Regions from separate parts of the Homo sapiens genome. Here regions 1 and 2 are each linked to region 3. The links are chromatin loops, found by intact Hi-C in ENCODE. Cell type or tissue: ascending aorta. All regions are shown on one strand.

Region 1 (8,000 bases), 210 kb before region 3:
TATTTGCTTTATTGCGGGGTCTGAAAGTGAACCCACAATATTTCCAAGGTGTGTCTGCACCTGTTGTGGGTTGAACTGTGTCCTCCAAAAAGATATATTGAAGTTCTAACCCTTGGTACCTATCACTGTGACCTTATTTGGAAACAGGTCTTTGCAGATGTGATCAGTTAAGACGAGGTCACGCTAGAGTAGCGTGGACCCTAATCCAATGGCCAGTGTCCTTATAAGAAGAAGAGAAGACACAGAGAGACACATACACACTCAAAGAAGAAGCCCATATGCAGACAGAGGCAGAGATTGCAGTGATGCTTTCACAAACCATGAAACACCTGGGGCTACCAGAAGCCAGATGGATAAGGAAGCATGCTCCCCTAGAGGTTGCAGAAGGAGCGTGGCCCTACCAACACCTTGATTTTGACCTTCTGGCCTCCAGAACCATGAAAGAATACATTTCTGTTGTTTTGAGTCACCCAGTTTATGCACCTTGTGGTGGTGGCCACAGGAATCCAGTAACACCCCCTTCTAAGAGGGCAGCCAGGCAGACGAGGAGAACTATGCAGTTAGAGGCTGTGGGGTGGACAGCAGGGGACAGGTCATCAGGGCACTGTGCAGGTCCAGGTCCATGATGCTCGGAAGAACACACACCTGCATCCAGCAGAAGAGCCAGTGTTGCATATCAGCCACCCAGAGCCCAAGGGTCCATGTAAGCAAAAATGGCCACGCCAGTGGGGCCACTTTTCCTCCAAGCCCCCTCCCCTCCATCCTGGCCCCAGGAGCATCAGCAGGTGTGGGAGAGGAAGAGAGGAGGGGACGGCCAGACCTGCCCCTCCCCAGGGTAGGAGCCTTGGACCTGGGGTCCAGCAGAGCTGGGAGGAGAGGCAAAACTGAACTGGATGTCAGATGTTGGTTGAACTTGACAGACCTGTTTCACACACAAACACAATCAAAAAACTATGGTGGGATCTGCGCCAGCCTGATTAAGGTGGGGAAGGAAGATCCAGCAAGACACACGGGTTGGGAATCAGGGACTGCTGGGAGACTTAGCACGGAGACACTGGACTTCAGGGAACTGGAAGCTGGGAGGATGGGTGAACTAAGAGATAAACAGGGTGGGTACTCCAGAGACAGCAATGCCCAGAGAGGCAGGGGCAGAGGGAGGGCGTGGAGTTCCCAGACCCTGCAGCCGGGTCACCAGTGGAAGCTGGGAGCCCTGGGGGCCTGTCTGTCGCAGCTGGAGAGAAAGGGAGAGAAGGTCCAGCCCCCTCTGTCTCATGCTCAGGCCTCCCATGGGTGGAACCTGGAAGTGTGGGAGATACCACTTGCAGGGGTCTGTCCCCACAAGACATGGCAGAGGAGGGAGAGGACAAGTGTAGAGTCTCAGGACAACAGATCCAGGACCAGCACCGCATGTAGAAAGGCAGTGAAAGGAAAGGGGGAGACCTCCACTTCGGCCCTGCCCCCTCCCTATCTAGCTCCGACTGGTCGGCAAACTGGTTCCCAGCCATGCAGCCCCAGGAAATGGCATTGATGGTGCTTGGACCCAAAGTCATGTCTGTGGGGTTCATCTCCTGGAGGAGGATCCCTGGCCACACCCCTTGGGGTGGACAGATCCCTCTCCCTGGAAATTCCCCTTTGGGGTAGGCAGATCCCTCCATCTAGCAATTTGCAGTTCACAGACCCCAGAATGCAGGGCCAGAGACAGGGACACTCCCAGAGTTACCCGGGACATCCCTGTATGTGTTTGGTTGTGGATCAGAGGAGGGAGAGGCTTGTTCAACACACAGCCACCTGCCCCTCACCAGAGACAGAGACCCTGGGGCTGGGGAGGAATCCAGTCCATTCGCTCCAGACACCCACCCCAGGCTCAGGAACAGTGCAGAAGAGAGACAGGGGCTGGCTCCGAGTGAGAGAGACACCCGCCATTCCCAAACCCTCTTTGCGGAGGACCACGAAGAACCCACCAAGCAGTGTAAGGAAAGAAGAAAACAAACAAGGACTTATGACCCGGGCCCACCTCTCACTCCAGCCCCAAGTCACTTCCCCTTCATGTAAAGCAGGTGTTATTTTGTTTGCGGCTCTTCAGCTGCCAGGTGGGGATGCAAATGAGAAAAGCTGAGACTCAGTTGTTTCACAGAAAGAAGAGGAAACCAGAAGATGTCGGGACACCAGAGCCTGTTGCTTTTCGAGGCCTTTTAGGATAGGGTAGCAATTGAAGGTGGCCTCAGAAAAGGATGATTGGGAAAGGGGGAGGTAACTGAGGTCCCCTCACCTAGCCTGGGGGCCCCTTCTCTTCACCAACACCTACAAACCCTTGGCCTCAAAACCCAGGCAGTGTTCCGGCCACCTCATGTAGCAAGGGGAGCCTGGAGACAGAGGACGGGCCCCGGGTCACACACAGAGTGGCCAGATTGGGTGGAGACCTGCGTGTCCTGGCACCAGGAGTCTCTCCACGAGCCTCTGCAATTTCTCAAACTTCAGTGAGATGAAGACTCATTTTTGCAACTTGGTCTCTATTTGCTGCACTGTTGGCCATTTCAAGCTTGTACCCGCAGTCAGCAAAAGGAAGTGTTAATAAGCTCGCCCACATAAACCCACTTTGCCCACTGCTCAAACCACCGCAAACCAATTTTTCCAGGCTGCTGCCAGGTTAGGCTCCCTTGGTGTTAATTTCCTGCTCAGTAAAGCAGTGAGTCATCTCCCTCCCTTCTCTCCAGCTCTCACTATTGCTCTGAGACCAGAGTCTGCAGCAGAGGGGTCACATGGAATCCTTTAGTACAGAAGTTCACGACCTGGACGAGGAGACGCAGGGACCGCCAACTGGCTCCTTGGAAACTGCCCGCAGTTGATTCCGAAAACACACCTGAGCCGAGAAGCTCCATGCAATCTGGAATTCCTGGAGTTCTTGTCAGCGTCCACTGCCATGCAGGACTCTGGGGCACTTGGCTTGTCATTGGCTAAAAGATGGGCTGGGTTCGAGGTGCAGATAGCTGCATTTTAGCCGCTGGTGCTGTCTCGCTTGGAGGAATGCTGTCTGCCACGCGACCACCAGGTGGCGCACAACACCTCGCGGCGACTGGACCGGGCACGGCTGCCTCTTATTAATCCCGCGGAGAAAACAGAGGCTGGAAATGCCCCCGGGGTGAGGCTTGACCAAGAACGGCAGACTCAAAATGGCTCCCTGTGGACCAAGTTCAGCTGAATGGAACAGAAAAATGTGTTCACAGCGGCTTCAACAAGAGACAGTCGTGTTTCTCTGTAAACACAGTCCTGAGTGGCTTAGGGGCCCCATGAAGGCCTAGGGCACGCAGCCTCCTTCCTCCTCACGGCCTCCACCTGGGATGTAGCCCCCAGCCTCCTAGTCCACGGTGACTGCCAGAGCTCCAGCCATCTCATACAAGTCAGGCAGTAGGATGGAGGAGGGGACAGAGAAGGGTATGGCTACCTTCACTGTGCTTTGCCGGAATTCACAGACATCACTTGTCTTACAACTCATTGGCCAAGCCTTAGCCATGGAGGCTGGGGGTGGGCTCTTTTGCTGGGCTTTGCCACCCCCAAGTAATTTCAGGCTTTAGTTTAGAAGAAGAATATGAGGATGGCTATCTCACGGCGACGTCAGCCACATGTGAATATGCGCCACTGGAGTTCCCCTGCGCCAACCCAGCATATTTCCCATTCCCTGGAAACCTCAATAACTGGGGCTCACTTCCTGCCTGCCCCTTAACCGATTTGACTCCCAAATATATGTCCCATGTCCATATTCTTCTCTTACACGCCAAGACCTGTACCTCTACCTAAACGTCCTGTGAGAACCTCACACTCCACATGTCTAAGCCGGTTTATCACCTCCTCTATCCCCTGCACAGGCCAGCCCTTCCTCCTGTGCTCCCCAGCCCAGGGTCTATCATCATGTCCCTTGACCCAAGCCAAGAACCGAGAGCCTAGGCACCTGCTTCCCTCCACACAGCCCCTCTGCCATCTACCCGTGAGTCCCACCTTCCCAGCATTTCCTGAATTCGTTCCATCTTTCCTTTCCCCATGATGACTTACTGCTCATCACCCTGAGACCCCAGTCTCGCCTCCATCAGACCAACCTCAACGCGGCTTCCAGAGGGGTTGCTCTGAAATCCAGATCAAACCCTGTCACCCTTCTGATTGAAGCCTCCATGGCTCCCAAAATTTTCAACGTGATTTATCAAGACCTTGAGAATCTGACCCATCCCTACATCCTCCACGTATCAGTTAGCATGGGGTAAGCATTTAACATGTGCACAAACCAGGCAGTGACTCCCTCCGTCCTCACAGCTCCTCTCTGAGGTGGCGGGTGACAGTCTGGGTTATTATTATTCAGCAAATACTCACACTCCTCCCGTATAGACTCCCCTGCTCATTGATGTTGGACTTGACCACCTGACGTGTTTTGGCCCTGGGGCTGTTGGAGGATGGAACTAGCAGAAGCACTCCATGCGCCCACATGGCCTGGCTCCTTCTTTCCACTCCAGAAGTCCAGGGTAAGAAGAGCTTCCTCCAGAGAGCCTCTGCTGTGCCCCAGGACAAACTTGGTGCAACCACCTGAACTTGCGTCAAACCCAGGCTACCTACAGCCTAAGGCAGGGCCGTCCAGCCACACCTATCCTGGATCAGCCAAATTATAGCCATCTGAGACCTGTGAGTATGAGAGTAATTAACACTGGTTGTCATAATGCACTGAGTTTGAGAGCTGTTTGTTATTATGATTATTATTTTAGAGACAGAGTCTCTCTCTGTCTTCCAGGATGGAGTGCAGTGGTGCAATCACAGGTCACTCCTGCAGCCTTGAACTCCTGGGCTCAAGCAGTTCTCCCACCTCAGCCTCCTAAATATCTGGGACTACAGGTGTGCACCATGCCTGGCTAATTTTTTTTTTAGAGTAGGGGTCTCACTATGTTGCCCAGGCTGGTCTCAAACTCCTGGGCTCAGTGATCCTCCTGCCTCGGCCTCCCAAGGCGTTGGGGTGACAGGTGTGAACCACGGCACCTGGCCTGGGCAGCATTACTTTGACAAAATTATGACATCCTCATTTCCAGCCACACCAAAACTTGTTTCCACCTCAGGGCCTTGCATCTTCTGATTCCTCTGCGTCTGCCTCTCCTGACCTTAAAAGGTAAACCCAGCGCATCCAGTTCAAATGTCACTTCCCAAAGAGACTTTCTCCACGGCGACCCAGCCCCCACAGCCCTGTCTTCTGCCCTCACTGTTGCTGTAGGGAATTGCCTTATGCACTTGCACTTACTCTGTCTCTCTCTCCAGTGAGAACCCAGGCTCTGTACCATGGAGCACTCGCGGGTACCGGGGCCTCTTCCCTGTGCTTACCCAGCTGCTCTCACCCCTGGCCTCACTTGCCTCTCTGCCTCGCTGGGTTGAAAGCCCCTGGCTCATTTTTACACCTCCAGGACCTACACCTCTGGGACCTGGAACACAGCAGGCCCTCAGTAAACCTGGAATTCCAGTCGACTCTGGTGTTTCCAGCTTGCTGCGGGGAGGGCACCTTCTTTCTGGATGGAGGGGACCCTAGCCTGCTTCTGGACTCTGGGTGGGATGGAGGAGTCTCCCAGTTTAGAGACACTTTTCTAGAGTCCAGACTGGCCTTACTCTGTGATATTGTCCCTGCCCCCAGCTCCAGAGCAGGAAGAACCGGCCCAGGGCAAGGTCTGTAACTCGGGGATCAAAGGGCTGCTGCTGCAGCCAAGCCTCTGCAGAGCGAACTTGAGCTCCCTCCCCAGCCACACTGCACATGCACTGCACTCACCCTTGCAGCTCTGTGTCCGGCCCAGGCAGCCTCGGCCCGTCCCCTCCTTGCTCCGTGAGGCCTGAGTCCCTGTTTATTGAATATCTGGACTATACTACAAAGAGGTGAAATCAGAGGCCCCACAACCTCAAGGCCCCTGCTGCTTAGTGGGAAGCACTGATTCATGAGGAAGTAACTAGAAATTGTGGTGTAAATGCAGAGGTTACCTCTCCCTGCAGGCTGGGGTATGGCGAGGGGAGGGGTCTGGCAGAGGTCCAATGCATCAGAGTGAGCCAGGCTTGGGGAACTGTGGAGGGGGTGTTCCAACCGAGGGCGACAGCTTGATCGAAGGCACACAGTTGAGAAACATCACTGCATTCTGTGCTGGGAGCTGTAATAGTCCAGGGTGCCTGGAGTAAAATGTGACAGGTGGGCAGTTGCCTGGCTGAGCCTGGAGAGGGCCCGACCTTGGGGTTTACTGCACAGCTGGCGGGGCCTTGGCAGAGCTCTCTGCATGGCAGTGGCACAAAGAGATCTGTGAGCTTGCCATGATGACAGCGGGGTGGGGGGTGGATTAGGGAGGAACAAAAACAGAGAAATCATGCAGGAGACAGAAAATCTTCATACGAGAGATGATAGGAGTCTAAATCAGGGCCAAGGTAGGAGGCTTTGAAAGAAGAGGCACATCCAGGAAGGATCCCAGAGGTTAAAGCACCAGATCTCAGAGAATCCAGGACACACAGAAGGAAGGAGGGGGCATCAAGCTTGGGCACAGATATACTGCCACCGCCCACATCGGGACCCAGGAGGGAGAGCTGGACTGCAGGGTGGGGGTGGGAAATGTTACCAAGGGGGTAGGAGTCAAGGGCATGTGTCAAAGCCCAGCTTGTCCCTGAGCCTGCAGGAATGGTCGTGGATGGCGCGGGAACAGTTGGGCTGCGGGGTGGGGAGGCTGCTGAGGCAGAGCATATTAGCAGCGGGTCAGCAGCAGAGAGTGAAGGAGACAGGGCAAAATAGGGAGCTTGGAAAAGAGGGCCAATGTCTCTACTGAGCTGAGAAAATGAGACAGAGTGACAGAGATGAAAACTCAGAGGGAGGGAGATAGAGACTCAGAGAGAGACAGAGAGACAGAGCATGTGCACACCCAGCACAGGCAGCTGGGGCCCCACCCCCATCCCCAGGAGCCACACCTTTACAATGTCTTTCCCAGGCCACCCTCTCCTGGAGCCTCTCCTTCAGGCTCCTCTTTACCACTGATACCGGTCATTTTGTGTTACTCAGGACCTTTTTGGTTGCAAGTGATAAAACTTCAACTTGAACAAGATCAAGAAAAAGGAGATGAACTTTGACAAGATGCCTGGGAGTCGAGCCCAGTGAAGGAACGTTCAACAACCAGACCCTGGAGAAGGGCAGGGACCTGCCTCTGGGAGGAGCTGGCCGGGCGCTCACGCCTGAACTGGTTGATTTCATTCTCATCTTTTTCCTCTTGCAGGGCCATGGCCTTTGAGGACACTGCAGGCCCTGCAGCCTGAGAGAGAGTCTCTATTCCCAGGCCAGTTTGCAAACTCCCAAGAAAGACATCTCAGGGCTCAGGACCATGGACCATGGGGCAATGGACGGACCTGTAGGAACATTGTGGCTGAGTGGGGAGGGCAGTGCCCAGAAGAACATGCTGGGGCCAGGCACGAGGAAAGCAATAGGTGGGCCCTGAGGTCAGACGGCCACAGCAGAAGCGCCTCCTCACGCTGGGACTCCCTCCTCCTCCTTCTCCTTCACCTCCTCCTCTCTCTCCATCTCTCTTTTTTTTTTTTTTTTTTTGAGACGGAGTCTCGCTCTGTCACCCAGGCTGGAGTGCAGTGGCGTGATCTCGGCTCACTGCAAGCTCTGCCTCCCAGGTTGACGCCATTCTCCTGCCTCAGCCCCCTGAGTAGCTGGGATTGCAGGCGCCCACCACCACGTCCGGCTAATTTTTTGTATTTTTAGTAGAGACGGGGTTTCACCGTGTTAGCCAGGATGGTCTCAATCTCCTGACCTCGTGATCCGCCCGCCTCTGCCTCCCAAAGTGCTGGGATTACAGGCGTGAGCCACCACGCCCGGCCTCTCTCCATCTCTCTCTCCATACCTCTCTCTCTCTTTCTCTGTCTCTATTTGTCCCTCTCTCTTCTCCCCCTCTCCCCTACCCCCCTAAGCCTACCGGGCGGGGGGCTCCCTGCTTCTTCCCATCCCACATCACCCC
Region 2 (8,000 bases), 50 kb before region 3:
TGTCAGCCCCCGCCTCCCCCAAGCGGCCACACCGGCAAGGAGCACCCGCCTCCCGCACACCTGACGATGTTCTTGTGCTTCAGCTCCTTGAGTAGGCAGATCTCCCGGAGGGCGGAACTCGGCACACCCTGCATATGTGAGGGGGCCGGTGGGCAGCAGTCAGATCCCACCCAGCCCAGGCCCTCAAACCCCTCCCCAGGCCGTATCCCACTCCCCAGTCCTACCTCATCATCGTCATCCAGCCTCACCCGTTTCAGAGCCACGATCTCATGAGTCTCCCGGTTTTTGGCCTTGAACACAGTTCCGTAGGTGCCTAGGGGAAGGAGGTCAGGGGTCAGGGTGAGGATGCGGCACTCTTCCCTAAGCCAGGAAATGCCTCCTGAGAGAGGTGAAGGCAGCGTCTCAGTATGCAAGGGAAGGGATTCAGGGTGAAGGTAGGTTGGTGAGCTTTGTGAGTGAGGATGTGGCAGGTGGGGAGGGAGGAGAAGGTGCCCACCGAGGCTCCAGGGGCTCGGCAGGAGGGGCGAGTGCGGTTGCCAGGGCAAGGATGTCTAAAATGAAGGCGGTGCTCCGGAAGGGTCTGGAAATAGTGAGGAGGGGTCTGGGAGAGGACTGAGGGGCTGCAGAAATATTGAGGTTGGAGGTCTGCAGCAAGAAACGAGGCTGGGGGTCGGGGTGAGGTTGTCCAAGTGCTGCTGAGGCTGGGGTGAGAAATTTCAGGAAGTGTCGCGGTTGGGAGGTCGGGTCTACTGGGAACGCTAAGGTTGGAGTGAGAGCCCTGCGGGAAATGCTAACACGGGGAAGACTGGTGTCTGCACGGAGTGCTGAGCTAGGGGGCCAGGGCTGCAGCCGCTGCTGAGATCGGAGCCTGTAGGCATTGCTGACGGTAAGGGAGCCAGGGCTTCAAGGAATGCCGAAGGATCTGCAGAGGAGCTCTTGCAGGAACATCTCGAGATTCCATTACCTTCCCCAATCTTTTCCAGTTTCTCGTATTTCTGCATCGCGGCGGCCGCGGGGACCCCTGCGGGCCCTCGGTTTTAAGACTCTGGCCCCGGCGTTGCAGAGGAGGCGGCACCTGAGCCTCCAGCCCCGCCCCGTCTGCCCGCGCAGGGCCTTCTGGGGCTTGTAGTCCTAAAACGACTAGGTCTCCCCGCAATGCCCGAGACCGAGGACAAGAAGACTACAACCCCCAGCCGTCTGCGCTCACGCTCTCTGCAGCACTCGACTCCAGGGCTCCGTTTCTACCGCGGAGGCAAACCTTGGACTTCAAGTCCCAGGAAGCAACGCGTGTCCGTTTTCCGGGCGCCCCGCCGCGGCGCCGTGGTTCCCAGTGTGCCCCGCTGTTGTTATTCCTTTTATGTGCTCCCAGCCCTCTTGAAAAGGGCCGCTCCGGGACTACGCGTTCCAGAATGCAGCGGAAATGGGGGCGGAGCGCTCTCGGTTAGGGGTTTGGGGTTTGGCGGCCTAGATCCCGGGCACTGGCGGCCCAGCGCTGACCTGGTTGGTGGCATTGTGTTCCCAACGGCCTCTTGACGACCTCAGCACGGGTTTCCACCTCTCCCCAAGCCACCTAGTGACCCCAGAATTGACTGGGGAATGCCTGTGAGCGATGATGACCTCACAGGGAACAGCTGACCGCAGGGCTGGGAGAACAGCTGTGCCCCTTCGAGGCTGGATTTTAGTGGAGGGACACACGCCAAAGACCCCCTCTCTGCTGAGCCCCGTTTGTTGTCTCGGAGCCCACCCGACTCTAGCCGCTGAACTCTGACATGCTGAGGAAAACTGGGTGGAGCCCTGGGGGTCCCCCTCAGACCCCAGTCTCCGGAACAGGGCCCACTGGAGTCAGCCAGGGTGTGGCAGGCAGGTTGGTTAACCCCCTCCACAGACAAGACCACAGACCGATGCTCAACTTGCAGCAGCCTCTGCCTCACCCCTTAAAGGAGCTGATTATAGATTCCCTTACGCTGCCTCTCTAATTGTCTCATGATTGCATTCTTGAGGGCTATGGACCGAGGGAAAAGGATCCCAAACAGCACTCCTCAGCACCGGAACCAGAGTTGCTGCTAAACACGTGTTAATTAACTCGTTTCTATCTGAATGCTTTTGCATACACAAGGGAAAAGAAGCAAAAAGTGTATTCCTTATCTGGAAGACTTTGTGATTTCGTTGGGCAAAAAAGAACTACACACAAAGGTCTTGAATGATAAGTGATGGCTCTGCCTAGGGTTCGGTTCAGTGTGGAGGTTCCATTCAAGAGGAAGGAGGCCAGCACAGCGAATCTCTGTCCCTCTCTGGAAGTGGAGAGCCTCTAACAAGTTACCCTCTCCCAGATCAGCTCAGGGTACCGGGCGGCCAGCCTCCAGCCCCTGTCACCCTTCTCACCCACTCGCCACCCGTCCCTCAGGGGCTTTCTTGGAGGCACGGGGGTTATTGAGGGGGGCAAGAGAATCTCAACCCCGATACGTTTATGTTTCGACTTCCCCGAATTTCCTTGTGCCTGCGTTTTGCTGCCTGGGATCCCTAGCGTGAGAAGGGCTCCTTTACACTCAGAGGTGCCGTAATGGAGCCAAGGGACGGCATCCTCGGGGCTCCCGAGCCCCGAGTGGAGAAGCTTGGGGCAGAGGGACGGCGGGGGCGGCCCCTGGTGCCGGGCTGTGCCTGGAAGCGCGCCCCCGCCCCGGCCCCCGCTCCCGCCTCCCCACCCGCGAAGGCGGGACCGCGCACGGTGCGCCGGGGGGCGCGCACGCAGGGGGCTGGCCTGCCCGCGGCGCGGGGGAAAGTTGAGTTGGGAGAAGTTGGGAGCGGCGGGGGCGCGCCCCGGGGTGGGCACGGGGCAGTCGTCGGGAGCGCGCGAGTGCGCCGGAGGACGGGGAGAGACCCCGAGACCCCCGGGGCACGAAGTCCAGAGCGAGCGGGTAGGCGGAGAGGTGGTGGCGGGGGACGGCCAGGGCCGCAGAGGGAGGAAGGGAGGGGGAAGGAGAGGGGGGAACTCGGGACTCGAGCGGGGAGGGAGTGGAAGTGGAGGAAAGGGCGGAGACTGGGGCGCGGGGAACCGCGGTCTTGGGGAGAAGGATGGGGAGGCGGATGGAGTGCTGGTCGGAAGCGGGCATTCCGGGGTCCCCTTCTCAGAGTTCCCTAAAGCCAGGGTGCCGCGCCCCCTGCCACCAGGAGGGGGTAGTCTCCCCGAGGCGCCGCCGGCCCTCCCACTCCCCGGCTGGCTCCAGACCACCCCTCCCCTCCGGCCCCCCCGCATAGTCCTTCAGTCCCGTCCGGGGCGCCCAGACTGGGGGTTGCCCGGGGCCCCCATCCCCAATCTCCGGGTTGAGAGGCGAAGCCAGGAAAGGCGGGTGGCGGGTAAGGTCGGACAAGGGGTCAGACAGAAGAGGGAGCAGCTGGGTGGGAATGGGAAAGATGAGCCCGGAGAGTTGGACCTGACTCCCGGGGTCGGTTTGTCCAGGCGGGAAGTTCTGTGCTGGGTGTGAGAGGCGGCACTGCCTGAAACCCAGGGTCTACTTTATCCCCCTTCGTTTCCCCCGCCAGCCCCACATGGAAGAGCTGCGGAATTTACGAGTTCACTTGGGGGGTGGTTAATGCCCAAGTGGGGGTCCGAGGTGCTAATCCCTTGGTCAAGGGGAGAGATACTAATCCTCTGGGCCGGTCGGGGCTGGTCCCGGGAATGTGCCCCTACCCGGATTATCGGCACCGATGCTCTGGACAGAAGCTGCTTTGTGTTCTGGGACAGCAGGGGAGGGGGTGCAGAGGAGTGTGGAGGAGCGCGACGAGGGCACAGCCTGAGGTGGGAGTGGGCGCCTGCAGGTGCTCTGGGCGGACTCTCCCCACACCCTTCCCAGACTGGGTGCACTCACGCTCACCCACACCACCCGCCCTGGCTGAAGGCCTGCTGAGGGGGAGGGGAAGAGCGTGGTTAGCCAAGTTGGAGTGCTTGCCAAGAATGTGTTGCCAGGCTCCCCATCCTGGGTGACCCCCCCAGACCTATATTGTTTGACGCTACACTGACTTGTCTTACTCCTAAGTCAGGCACCCCCAGTCCCCAGCAACACACTGGGAGCATGGGTTGTTGGGTACCGTCACTTTTTGCCAGTCTTGGGTGCCCCCTGTGCTGACCCGCTAGGAATGCGCCCCCTATTTGCAGGGATTGGGCTCCCTCCTGCAGCTCCTTCTCTGCCCCCACCACACAGTGTCCTCCCCAGACTCCCTACAGTCACAGTCAGGAGGGTGGCAGCACTGCCACTCAGATTTTCCTGGCTCCAGGCTCTAGAGGGGCGGGATCCAGACTGCCCCTCAGAGGCAGAACCTCAAGGTTGCGGTGCCCACCCCCTCCCAGCCCATCACATGCCCCTCCCCCATTATAAAGCTCTGCCCAGCCCATGCCCACCTTCTGTGCCTTCCTCTCTCTCAGTGAGTGAGTGGAGTTGAGCTCCTGCCCTCCACCCAGCCAGCCTGCTTCCCTCCTGCCGGTCCCCAAGGACCTGGGGGAGGGAAGCCTCCTGCCGGCCTGTACTGGGGAGGGGGCACCCCCTCCCTGCAGGGGCATCTTGGGCTCTCTCCAGAGTTCTTCCATTCGTCTGCTTCCTGTCTCGGCAGCCCGGCCCCGGCTCCACGGGGTGTCTCACCCTCCCCACCACACCCTCTCTGGTCTCAGGCCCACCTCTGGTGGGTGCCCTGACCCTGCGAGGCTCCGTTGTCTGCCTGGGCCTTCACTCCCCTCTTTCCCCAGCTCATTATCACTCCCTCCCTCATCTTTGTTGCTTTCTCTCCGGGCCTGGGCCTTGACTCCTTTCTCCCTCATTTTTCTTGCGGCCTTTCCCACCTCCTCTCTCCTCCTCCCTCTACTCAGCCTCTCGGCCCTTTTCGGCCCCCCTCGCCTCAGTCCTCTCCTGTCTCCTTGTTCTTCTCTTTTCTTCCTATAAATAACTCTCCTCTGTGCTGTGGCTGCCGCTAAGGGCCACTCTGAGGCCCTTCATACTCCAGGAGGATCCCCAGCAGCGCAGCCTGCGCGTGGTGGCTCCTGCCCTCCCAGGGCTCTCGATGGTGATCAGGCCTCTCCCCCATCCAGGTTATGCCTCCGCCTCGTTGCCCTGAAAGCCGCAGCGACAGCGAAAAGGGCTAAGATTCGGCCATGAGCAGCGCCCCTCGGCGCCCCGCCAAGGGCGCAGATTCTTTCTGTACGGTGAGTGTGGCCCCCAGGTCGCCAGCCCAACCTTCCCTCCCTGGGCAGCCTTGGGTGCTCCGGCCAAGGGTCCTCGCCAACCAGGGGTGTGAGCGTGTGTGAGTGTGGAGACTGGGAGGATGCTGCCATCCCTACCCTGACTTTGCATGATGGTCGTAGGGGGGGATGGGTAGTGGGGGTATCAGACGTCTTCCAGTCCTGGGGAGGGAGTTGAGGCTGTTACCTGAAGACCTAGGTAGCTTAGCCTCAGCGGTTGAGGAACTTTGAGAACCCTGGGTCTCTCACCCAGCAACCCGTCTCAGACCCGGCTGGCCTTAGAGGCGCAGGTCAAGTCTGCACGCGGGCCAGGGTTCTGGGCGGAGCTCGCCTGCCACGACTGGCCACGCCCCCTGCCCACGTGCCACCCAGGCCCGCCCCTCCCTGCCCCCACGTGGCCACCGCTCCACATGGCCCCCTTTGGATTTTCCTAAGGAGTCTTAATGATTAACCCCGTGCCACAATCAGCTCCGCTATTGGTCACACTGGCCCAGAGGGGCACGTGACTGGGAAGGGGCACAGGCTGGTCCCCTCCCCCTCCTTCTCAGGTTCACCCCTGCCGGCCATGGACTTCCTCCTGCGGCCTCAGGTGCGAGGGGTCTGCGACCCTCTCTCCCCATGGCGGCAAGCTCCCTGCGCCTCTCCCCGTCCCCTCGTCCCACGGGGCTGCTTCTGGTGGGAGTGGGGCTGGGCGCTTAGGGGAGCCAGGAGATGGACAGGAGCCTTCCTCACAGAGGGGAGAAGCCAGCCCCCTGGCCCGCTCACCTTCTCTTATCCGGTGTTCTGCCAGTCCCAGCTGCTCCAGTCCCCACCTCGCCCCTAAGACCCGCCCTTCACCCCAGCCCTCCCCGCGCTCTTCCTTGTTCTGGCTGCTGGCACCGCTATGGAGGGGGCTGCATACCCCCGCCCTTGGAGATCCCGATGCCCTTCAGGTCCAGAAGCTCTTGAGCAAATATTTGGCGGCGCCTGGAGCTGAGACCGTGGGTGGGTGGGGGGCTGGACCAAGGCTGCCTGGCCAGGCGGCTGCCGCTTAGCTGGGCTGAGCTCTTACAAGCGCCGCATTCCCTGCCGGCTGTGCCGGCCGGCCGCTGCTCCGCGCCCGCAGGATGACTCAGGTGGGGGCTGTGGGGGTGGGGTGAGGGGTGGGGCTAGGGACCTGGCCCAGGGCTCGGGCCGGGGGCCTGGGGGCTGGGGGAGCTCTCCTGGGGGCTGAAGGGCATCCATTCCGGTCCCTGCGGGGCTGGGTTTGTTTGACTCGGACAGGCTCTGGGTCGGTTAGCTTGGGCGCCGCCAGAAGTTACTTTTTGGGCTCAGCAGTTGTCCTCAGGCCAACTGGAGTTTCTTCACTATCTGTCATGTGAACTTCCCGGTTCACACGCCCTCCCTCCAGGCTGCAGATGGGCTGGACACACGGGATTTCTTCCACCTGCCCTGAACTGACTACACAGCCAAGGGGGCTGGGCTGGGATGAGGGTAGCTCAGAACCCAGGGGACAGCTGCTGGGGGGACTGGGTCTCTGCATCTGAGGGGGCAGACTGCTGGGGGGACACTGGGTCACTGTGTTTGAAGGGATGTCTACTGGTAGGGTGACTGGCTTCCTGCATTTGAGGGGGCAGACTGCTTGGGAGGACTGGGTCCCTATATTTGTTTCCTTTTTTTTTGTTTTTGTTTTGAGACGGAGTCTCACTCTGTCACCCAGGCTGGAGTGCAGTGGCACGATCTTGGCTCACTGCAACCTCCGCCTCCCAGGTTCAAGTAATTCTCCTGCCTCAGCCTCCTGAGTAGCTGGGATTACTGGTGTCCGCCACCACGCCTGGCTAATTTTTGTGTTTTTAGTAGAGATGGGGTTTCACCATGTTGGTCAGGCTGGTCTTGAACTCCTGACCTCCAGCAATCCACCCACCTCAGCCTCCCAAAGTGCTGGGATTACAGGTGTGAGCCACTGTGCCTGGCCTGGGTCCCTATATTTAAGGGACAGCTGCTGGGGGCATATAGAGCCACCAGCATTAGAGGAGATAGCTGCTGGCGGGGGAGGGTTCCTGGGTCTCTGGCACTGGGAAGGGTGAGGTTTCGGGGTACAATTCCCAGTGAGCCCTGTGTGTTTTCTCTCTGCCTTCTTCCTCACAGCCAGAGCCAGAGAGCTTGGGCCCTGGGACGCCTGGGTTCCCCGAGCAGGAGGAAGACGAACTTCACCGCACCCTGGGCGTGGAGCGGTTTGAGGAGATCCTACAGGAGGCCGGGTCTCGTGGAGGGGAGGAGCCAGGCCGCAGCTATGGGGAGGAAGACTTTGAGTGTGAGGGGGCAGGCAGGGGAGGGGGAGGTGGGGGGATCAGGTTTGACTGTCCAGCAAAGAAGGGACTGGGGTCCTAGTGGGAGGAGTGGGGCTAGGGGGCAGGATGGCAGGGGAGGGACACTGTGCCTGCCACAGCCAAGTCCCCCTCCTCCCTGCAGACCACCGCCAGTCCTCCCACCACATCCATCACCCACTGTCCACCCACCTGCCTCCGGATGCACGCCGCCGCAAGACACCCCAGGGCCCAGGACGGAAGCCTCGAAGGCGCCCGGGAGCCTCCCCGACTGGAGAAACCCCGACCATTGAGGAGGGGGAGGAAGATGAGGATGAGGCCAGCGAGGCTGAGGGGGCCCGGGCTCTCACTCAGCCGTCCCCTGTCTCCACACCCTCCTCGGTGCAGGTGCGCTGGGTGCGGGCTCCTAGGGCATGTCGGCAGGGCCCTGGCCTGGTCACTCCTGCCCATGTGGGTCCCTGTTACAG
Region 3 (8,000 bases):
AAAAAAAAAAAAAAAAGTTTTTGCTTTTGGGGCCAGGCACGATGGCTCATGCCTGTAATCCCAGTACTTTGGGAGGCCAAGGCAGGCAGATTGCTTGAGCTCAGGAGTTGGGAGGCCAGCCTGGGCAACATGGTGAAAGCGGTCTCTACAAAAAAAATACTAAACCTAGCTGGGCGAGGTGGCACACCTGTAGTCCCAGCTACTTAGGAGGCTGAGGCGGGAGGATCGATTGAGCCCAGGAGGTCAAGGCTGCAGTGAGCTGTGATGGCGCCATTGCACTCCAGCCTGGGTGACAAAATGAGACCGTCTCAAAAAAATTTTTTTTTTTTTACTTTTGTAAAAAATACAAAGGCAAGTGGAAGGGATGGTGCTGCTGACAGGGAATGAATCTCATACTTGGAATGCATTTTAGAGGCTCATTGGGTTGGAAGAGGCAGAACTCTAGCTCATGGGACTGCAGCTGGCCTGCCTGTTCAGAGAGAACCACATTTTTAAATGTCGAAAGTGTAGGCGATGGGTCAGTTATGAGAAAAAGGTGCAACACGGCATAGAGCCGTACGATGCTTCATATTCTGAGTCTGGAGCCCCCACCGTCCCACCCTGTGGTGGTGGCCCACCTCCTGCCCCCACCCTTCAGGCCATGGGAGGGCTGGAGATGCTGTGAGGTGTAGGATCCTCTGGCACGGCACCGGCCCATGCGGGGGGTGCAGCACATGCTGGTCGCGTTCCTCTCCAGGGAGGAGCTGCTAGAAAGCAGAGCTAAGCCCACAGTTGCTGTTGCTGGTCAGAGCTGGAGTGGCGTCACGGGCACTTCCAGGGTCTTAGAACATGGCCAGATGGGACAAAGCCAGGAGGCCAGATGGGGGACATGCTAAGGGACCGAGTCTTCGAGGGGAGGGCCTTTGTCCTGTCCACCATTGCACCCAGCACAGAGCTCATGGATAGACAGGAAAACAAACTGCTCTCAAGTACCATCTGTAGTACTACAATACCGCCATGTCACCGGCCTGGTGTCGAAAGGCCATTTTCGGCTGGAATGACAGCCACTCCCACCCCCACCCTGGGGTAATCTCAGTTTCCCTGCTCCTTGCACTGCTCTCGGTCCTGTGGCTCTCTCTGCCACCCGCACCCCCACCAGCACCTCTGCCGCCTTCTCTCCCTCAGCTTTTCCCTGGGGAGGAGAGGACCAAAGTCACTGGGGAGCTCTCAGACCGACATCCTGACCTCTGGAGATGGGGCAGAATCCCCGGGCCTCAGAGCAGCCTTCGGAGGGTCCCAAGGATGTAGGCTGGGTCCTACGCCAGTCCAGACTGCCAGCCGCGTCACCTTGAGGCAGGGTGGGGCAGAGACTTCAGTCTGCTTGCCCTGAATGCACTTAGTAAGCACTCAAAAAATAATGTGAAATGATGACTTAGAGGCCCAAGCTCCAGCCTGGGATTCTGGAGTCCTGGGCCCTGCCCAGGCTCTGTCACTGCTGGGCTGTGTAACTGCAGGCAAGTGACTTCCCCTCTCTGGGTGTCAATGCCCTCATCTCTAAAAGGAGAGGATGAACCAGAACACGAGTTCTGAACCTGGAACCCATGGCAGGGATTAAGGGGACTCGGACCTCCTCAGAAAACACCTGTGTGTTCTTCCCAGTATGCACTAGCTTTTCTGGAGAGCTCATAGCTTCCTAGGGCTGTGGTAATAAACCATTGTAAACAGGGTGGTTTGAAACAACCTAAGTCTGTTCCTAGCTGGCTGCGGTGGCCCATGCCTGTAATCCCAGCACTTTGGAAGGTCAAGGCCAGTTGATCACTTGAGCCCAGGAGTTCTAGACCAGCATAGGCAGCATAGTGAGACTCCCACCTCTGTAAAAAAAAAAAAAAACAAAAAACAAAAAACAAAGAAAACAAAGAAAAAATAGCTGGACATGGTGTTGCATGCCTAAAGTCCCAGCTACTTGGGAGGCCGAGGCAGGAGGATTGCTTGAGCTTAGGAAGTCGAGGCTGCAGTGAGCTGTGATTGCCTGGTTAACAGAGGGAGACCCTGTCTCAAAAACCAAAAAGTTTACTGTGTCACAGTTGTGGAGGCCAGATGTCTGAGATAAAGGTGTGGGCAAGGCCACGCCCCCTCTGAAGGCACTAGGGAGAGATCCGCCCCACACCTCTCTTCCTGGCTTGTCGATGCCGTCTTCTCCCTGCATCTCTTCACATTGACTTCCCTTGGTGTCTGTCGACATGCCCAAATTCCCCCCTTTTATAAGGACACGAGTCAGATTGGATTCAGGGCCCACCCTACTCAAGTATGACCTCATCTTAATTACATCTGCAACAACCCTATTTCCAAATAAGGTCACATTCTGAGGTCCTGGGGGTTAGGACTCAGGGCTCTCCAGGGTCCTCCGTATCTCTGAGGTCTCTTAGAGGGGAGATGGAGGGACCAGCCCAGGAATCAAAGCCAAGCTGAGGGGGAGCTGCTAAGGTTTCATGGGCTGACTGCATCTGCCTGGCTTTCTGATGTGGAGAGGGCTGGTTTCAGTGATCCCAGCGTCCACTCTGGCTCTCCCTTGCGCAATAGGAGCAGCTCCTTCTGTTGCTTGCCCGCTGCACGCCAGGCACCATGCGGCCCTCCATGCTCACAGGGCTGGCCTGCACAGCACCTTTAGCTGGAAGCTGGGCCATTCCTAATTTACAGACAGACCTGAGGTTAAGGAGACCGTGGCTGGTCACCCACCAATAGGTGCCAGAGGCTGAACTTGAATCCAGCTTTCTCAACTCCAGGGTGCGCCGTGCCTTTCAACTTGGGGCCTGTGCAGATTATTTTGCCTGTGCCTGTGACTTCTCTCAAAAGACTGGCCCAGCCAGGGCCCATCTCTCTTAGGCCTTCCTCCCCACAAAGAGGCCAAAAGCCCTGGGAGCACAGTGCATGCTCAGCAAAGACTTCCACTCATTCACTCGGGGAATCATGGCCACCTTCATGTGCCTGGCAGAGTTCTGTTGTGGGGGCACTTGCTGACAGTGGCAAGTGTTAGATGATGTTAGCATGGTCACTGAGATGGTCAGCCTCCCAAGGAAGGGATGCTTCAGCCACGGTCCAAATGCCTTCAGGGACAAGCAGGGCAGAGGCCCGGGAGGTGTCAAGGCTGGATGGGGATGGAGGCGGGTCCTGGGGAGGGTGTCAGGTGAGAGCAAGCAGGTAGTCAGGAGCACACGGGGCACTGGAACAGAATAAGGGGATTGGGTGCCATTCTACGCCAGCTGGAGAGCCATTGCAGGGCTTTGCTGAGAGGTGACCAGGTTCTGGTCTGAAGAGGTCCGCCCCAGCTGTAAAGGAAATCACTTGGCAGTGGTGGTGATGGAGGCTGGAGATGGGAGACCCCTAGGAAGCTGATGTGGTGCTTAGGCCCGGGAGGATGGTGGCTTGCCTTTGAGTTGAAGAAAGGAGCTGGTGATGGATCTGGGCCACATTTAGGAGGGAGCGCCACCAGGACTGACACGGATTGGGCTGGGGGAGTGGTAAGGAAGGGAATGGAGGGTGTTACTAGCAGGCTTTTGGCTTGTGCGGCTCCAGAGCTCATGTGGTGCTGTTGAAAATGGGGGATGCTGGAATGGAGCTGTTAGGGGTGGAATTTAGGTCCATGGCTGCTGCTGCAGCAACTCGAGTTGTCTCGGGACAGCTGCTGGGACACTTAGGGAGGACTGTGGCCCCACTGGGGAGGCATCCTGAGCGCTCTCCCCCCGCCCCCCGTCTTCTCCTCTGATTCCCTAAGCTCCAACTTGGAGAGCCTGCTGGACACCAGCCAGTCCTGGGGGGCGAAGGGGTCTTGGTGTGGCCCCCACTGCCTCCCGGGCTCAGTGGCGGGTGTGTGGCCAGCCCTAGCATCCTGCCAGCCTTCCCAGCCACTGCCTCAGCCCCGGCTGCAGGAAGATGTTTTGCTGCCACCTTGTGGGCAAGAAGGGCCTGACTGTTTGGGAGGGCCACGGTGGTTCTGGGACCACACCTGGCTGCTGGTGGTTCTGCTCCACACCCTGCGGAGCTGGCCACAAGCTCCGGCTTTCAGGAGAAGGCTTATCCATCCTCCCTCATCTCCTCGAAAGAAATCTGCCAACTCCCTGTGGGCCACGTGGGCTGCAGCGGGCACAGCCAGGGCTCACCAGTGGATCAAGCAACACACACCTGGAGGCGACCAGTTCCCACATCCTCAGGACCAGCTTTCTCTTTCTGGCAGGGTCTCACACCTCACACCTGCCCAGGGGTGTTCTCTCTCCCCGTCATGACCCCCCCGGCCCCTCACCCCCCTGTGCACACGCAAGCAGGGCACCCGAGGCCCAGGCCAGCACAGAAACTGGGCATAACTAGAGTCGGCTTCTCCTCCTGACATCCAGGTAGTCCACAGAAGGGGGTCTTGAGCCCGGCTTCTGCGCTCTCTGGCTCCGGGGCAGGCTGTGTTCGTCCTGCCCCAGGATGCACACTGCGGGCATTTGTGAGAGATTTCCTCTTAGTCCCCCAGAAACTGCCATGGAGCCTCTCAGCCCCTGAGAGTCACATTCAGTCCAGCGTTTCCGGTGGCCTTAATAAACAGAGAACTGACGTGAGGGCTTGTGTTGTGGGATTTCAGTACTGTTCGTGTAGTCCCAGCCTGGAGCTTTTTAGGTTTGTCCTAATTTCCTTCGGGCCCAGTAGGTAGTGGCTGTCTGTGTCGAGCACAGCTGTGTTTGCTGCGTGTCTTTGGAGCAGAATCTTATCAGGCACAACAGAGACCTTATCTCTGACCCTGGGCTGACCCAATGAGCAAAAGAGGTGTGTGCCTGCAGCTGTTCTCCTTTTCGGGGTCTTTGACTGGCTTGATGTCCTGAGACATTTATGTGGGAGCAGGTGCCCTTCCCTGTCTAGTTTCTCCGGGTCAGGAAAGTTTTCTGGGGAAAAGGACTGGGAAGGAGAGGGCAGCCAGGTGAGGAAGAGAAAGCTGTTCTGGGTTTGGGAGTTGACCCAGGTGGCACTTTCTCCTTGGACTGATTCTGCAGGTGCAGTGGGACTACATGTCTTCTGAGACTGTAAGATGTTCTTTTGGGGACTGGGATTGCTGCCTGCCTTCCCCGAGACGTGTGTGTGTGTGTGTGTGTGTGTGTGTGTGTGTGTGTGTCCAGCATGTGTGCAGCTGGGGCCTTAACCCCCTTCTTTCCCATCCTACTGTTCTCCCACTGAAAGAGGCAGCTAGGTTCTAAAGTGATCCATCCCCTGTCGGATACCGTGTCCCCATCCCCTCTCCGTCTCCAGAGGTCGGCTCCCATAGCTGCTGTCCTGTGCTTGCTTCTTATTTATTGAGACAGGGTCTCACTCTGTGGCCCAGGCTGGAATGCAGTGGCTCCATCTTGGCTCACGGCAACCTGGACCCTCTGGGCTCAAGCGATCCTCCCACGTCAGCCTCTCAAGTAGCTGGGACCACAGGCTCGTGCCACCATGCCTGGCTAATTTTTCATATTTTTTTTGTAGAGACGGGGTTTCACCATGTTGCCCAGGCTGGTCTCCAACTCCTGGACTCAAGTGATCTGCCTGCCTCGGCCTCCCAAAGCGCTGGGATTACAGGCGCGAGACACGGTGCCTAATTTTTTGTATTTTTAGTAGAGATGGGGTTTCACTACGTTGGCCAGGCTGGTCTCGGACTCCTGACCTCAGGTGATCCGCCTGCCTCAGCCTCCCAAAGTGTTGGGATTACAGGTGTGAGCCACCGCGCCCGACCCTTTGCTTGCATTTTCACTGGCTTGCAGGATGAGCTTGTGAGTGGGCAGCCTTATTCTTTGGCAGAACAGCCATTCCCTGTTGTGCGTGAGAGAGAGGGCAGATACACGTAGATAGGGAAGTCAAGGCAGAATGTGTTTCCTTTTGATCTGCAGCTCAGTGACGTTGGCCGGCTTCACTGAGTTGTGTTCTTGTCTCTGTACCTGCCTGGGGACCTGGGAAGGGCCCCTCTGCTGGTACTTCCATTGTGGGGGGAACATGCATCCCATACAGGAAGAAGCCGTCTTCACCAACGCTAATAACTAGTCCCACGGAAATACAAACTCACCACCAGGGCCTCTCCAGGCCTGGGAGATCCAGCCCAGGACTTGGGAATTTCCAGCGCTCTTTTCTGCAGGGAGCACCTAGGATGGAGAGGCCCTGCCTTCCTTAGGCATTCCCACTCAGCCCCTCAGGAATGTGCCACTTGTATCTCCCACTTGGCTCTGACCAGGTCCATGGAATTCTAAAGCTGAAAGGGACGCTGGGAGTTGGGCTGGACTGGGGGTGGAGGAAAGTGGGCAGTATTGTCTTTTTAAAGGAAATGCAAGCCCCTGGTCCCTTGCCACTACTTAAACTGGTTTCTCCTGATCCGTGGCTGGTATTGAGGCAGCCAGTGGTTTCTGACTTTATGGATGACCGGAAACTGGCTGGGCTTCAGAGCCTGGGAGAGGACTGATGTTTACAATGCAGTGTCAATCACAGCCGGGGAGCTCTTGCCTCCAATTCTGGGTGAGCTCTGGGTTTACTGGGTGTCCAGGCAGCCCACAGTCATGAATTGGAAGGGCCTCGGAGCTTGGAGGAGTGTTTTCATTTACAGAACGTCAGGCTGGAGCCAGTACCGCAGGCTACCACTTGATCTCAGCCCATCATCCCGACAGGAGGTGAGACCCAGTGAGCAGCAGGGGCCTGGAGAGGTCCGGGCCTCAGAAGTGAGTCACTCACCCAGAACTGCAGCGGAGGTTATCTTTGACTTCTCTGCTGCCCTTAGGCAGGACGCTTAACTCAGTCCAGACAGATGAGTATCTTCTGGATTTTATAATCTCCAAAGAAGACAGCCTCAGTCATCAACAGAAACCGACTGTAGCAGCCAGCAACTCTCGACCTCAGAATGTCAGAGCCGAAACTAAGACAGGACCACCTCGTTGAAGCTCGCGTGCTGCAGACGAGGACACGCGCGCAGACCCGGCATGGCTGCCTCTGACGTCTCACTCAGGCTTGTCATACTTCTGGGCCTCATGTTCTTGGCTCTTCTGGCTCTTCCTTTGAAGAATGAGAAATGGCCCGCTTTTCTCCAAAATGGGGCCCAGTGTGTGGTGGACTGAGGACTGTTATTTAGTTGGCCTGCTCGTAATGACAGCTCCTCACCTACCTGCCGGATCCTAGGAGGCGCCCTGGGCTGGAATTTCCTGTTTTCGAGGGCTCCCAGGGGCTGCCCCAGCAGGCCGGCTCCCCCGCGCCGCGCCGCCGTTCCCGGGCGTTCCAGGCCAGACTTGCCGCCTCTCTCTCCGGGCTGGGCTGACTCCCGGCCTCTCCAGGTCTGGGCTTGCCGGCCGCGAGGTGGAGGAGTTGAGGGACTCGGTCGGCCCACACCAGGTGCCCAGAGGCCGGAGGTCCGTGCGCCCCGGCCGCGGCCCCGGCCCGGGCCCAGCCCCGTGCCCCTCGCCATGGGCCTGGCCCGCGCCCGCCGGCCCTGAGCATGGAGCGGGGCTGGCCGCAGGGGGACAGCTGTCCCGGGGAGCGGCCCGCCGCTTGCCGCCGCGCCCACAGCGTCTGCGACTCGCTGGACCTGCACGGCGCCTCGGCCGGCCGCGCTGCCGCCGCCCTGCAGGCCGCCCTCTGCGCCGCCAGTGAGCAGCCGGCGCGGCCGCGGAGCGTGTGCTCGGGCGGCCCGGAGCCGCCGCCCACCGGCGCCCGCGGCCTTTTGCTCGGCCTCCTGCGCCCGCGCCTCGGCCGCCGGGGCCTGGCGCCCTCGGGACCGCCCGTCTCGCCTGCGCCCAGCCCCGCGTCCAGCCCCGCGCCGACCCGGCGCAGCCGCACCCGCGGGGAGCCGACTCCGCGGCCCCGGCCGGCCAGCATGACTTTCCTGGAGGTGAACCGCCTGGAGCTGGCGGCCGCCGAGGCGCCGGGCGCGGGTCTGGGGCGCGCGGGCAGCGCGGGCTTCCTGCGCGGCGCGGCGTTGTGGAGCAGCCAGCGCTGGCCAGTGCTGCGCGGCGGGCGCGGGCCGGAGGGGCCCCGGC

What was found. Peaks named below come from ENCODE experiments on the same cell type or tissue, not always from the same donor. Only the 100,000 strongest peaks of a DNase experiment are listed, where the experiment ranks them.
Region 1: a loop joins it to region 3, with 10 times the contacts of the local background. A loop is called at or near these places in 52 of 110 quality-filtered maps.
Region 2: a loop joins it to region 3, with 3 times the contacts of the local background. A loop is called at or near these places in 35 of 110 quality-filtered maps.

What each region holds. Positions count from the first base shown.
Region 1 is chr7:150,895,610-150,903,609 of GRCh38, forward strand. No RefSeq gene overlaps it. Among named protein-coding and RNA genes, the nearest start is that of AOC1, 47 kb to the left of the region's middle. RefSeq lists an enhancer at 2,912-3,206 and silencers at 2,912-3,072, 3,090-3,149. In ascending aorta, a CTCF peak has its summit at 3,047 (motif pointing right); a DNase peak (open chromatin) is centred at 3,052; H3K27ac peaks cover 327 bases; H3K27me3 peaks cover 832 bases.
Region 2 is chr7:151,056,848-151,064,847 of GRCh38, forward strand. CDK5 (cyclin dependent kinase 5) reads right to left here and starts at 1,050. Exons shown (of 12, transcript NM_004935.4): 1 at 965-1,050; 2 at 225-313; 3 at 61-128. The coding sequence starts at 1,001. SLC4A2 (solute carrier family 4 member 2) reads left to right here and starts at 2,742. Exons shown (of 23, transcript NM_003040.4): 1 at 2,742-2,915; 2 at 5,078-5,191; 3 at 7,355-7,520; 4 at 7,679-7,920. The coding sequence starts at 5,141. It overlaps LOC128092247, which reads left to right and starts at 5,081. Exons shown (of 1, transcript NM_001414898.1): 1 at 5,081-5,131. The coding sequence starts at 5,081. The coding sequence ends at 5,131. RefSeq lists enhancers at 321-854, 813-942, 1,273-1,322, 1,473-1,752, 1,833-1,882 and 2 more and silencers at 2,616-2,805, 2,846-3,435. In ascending aorta, a CTCF peak has its summit at 3,167 (motif pointing right); DNase peaks (open chromatin) are centred at 1,254, 2,974, 4,240, 5,693 and 2 weaker places; H3K4me3 peaks cover 6,502 bases; H3K27ac peaks cover 6,205 bases.
Region 3 is chr7:151,107,312-151,115,311 of GRCh38, forward strand. All of the region lies in intron 1 of AGAP3 (ArfGAP with GTPase domain, ankyrin repeat and PH domain 3), which reads left to right. Among named protein-coding and RNA genes, the nearest start is that of AGAP3, 25 kb to the left of the region's middle. RefSeq lists an enhancer at 867-1,529 and a silencer at 7,962-8,000. In ascending aorta, a CTCF peak has its summit at 3,927 (motif pointing left); a DNase peak (open chromatin) is centred at 3,910; H3K4me3 peaks cover 256 bases; H3K27ac peaks cover 897 bases; H3K27me3 peaks cover 437 bases.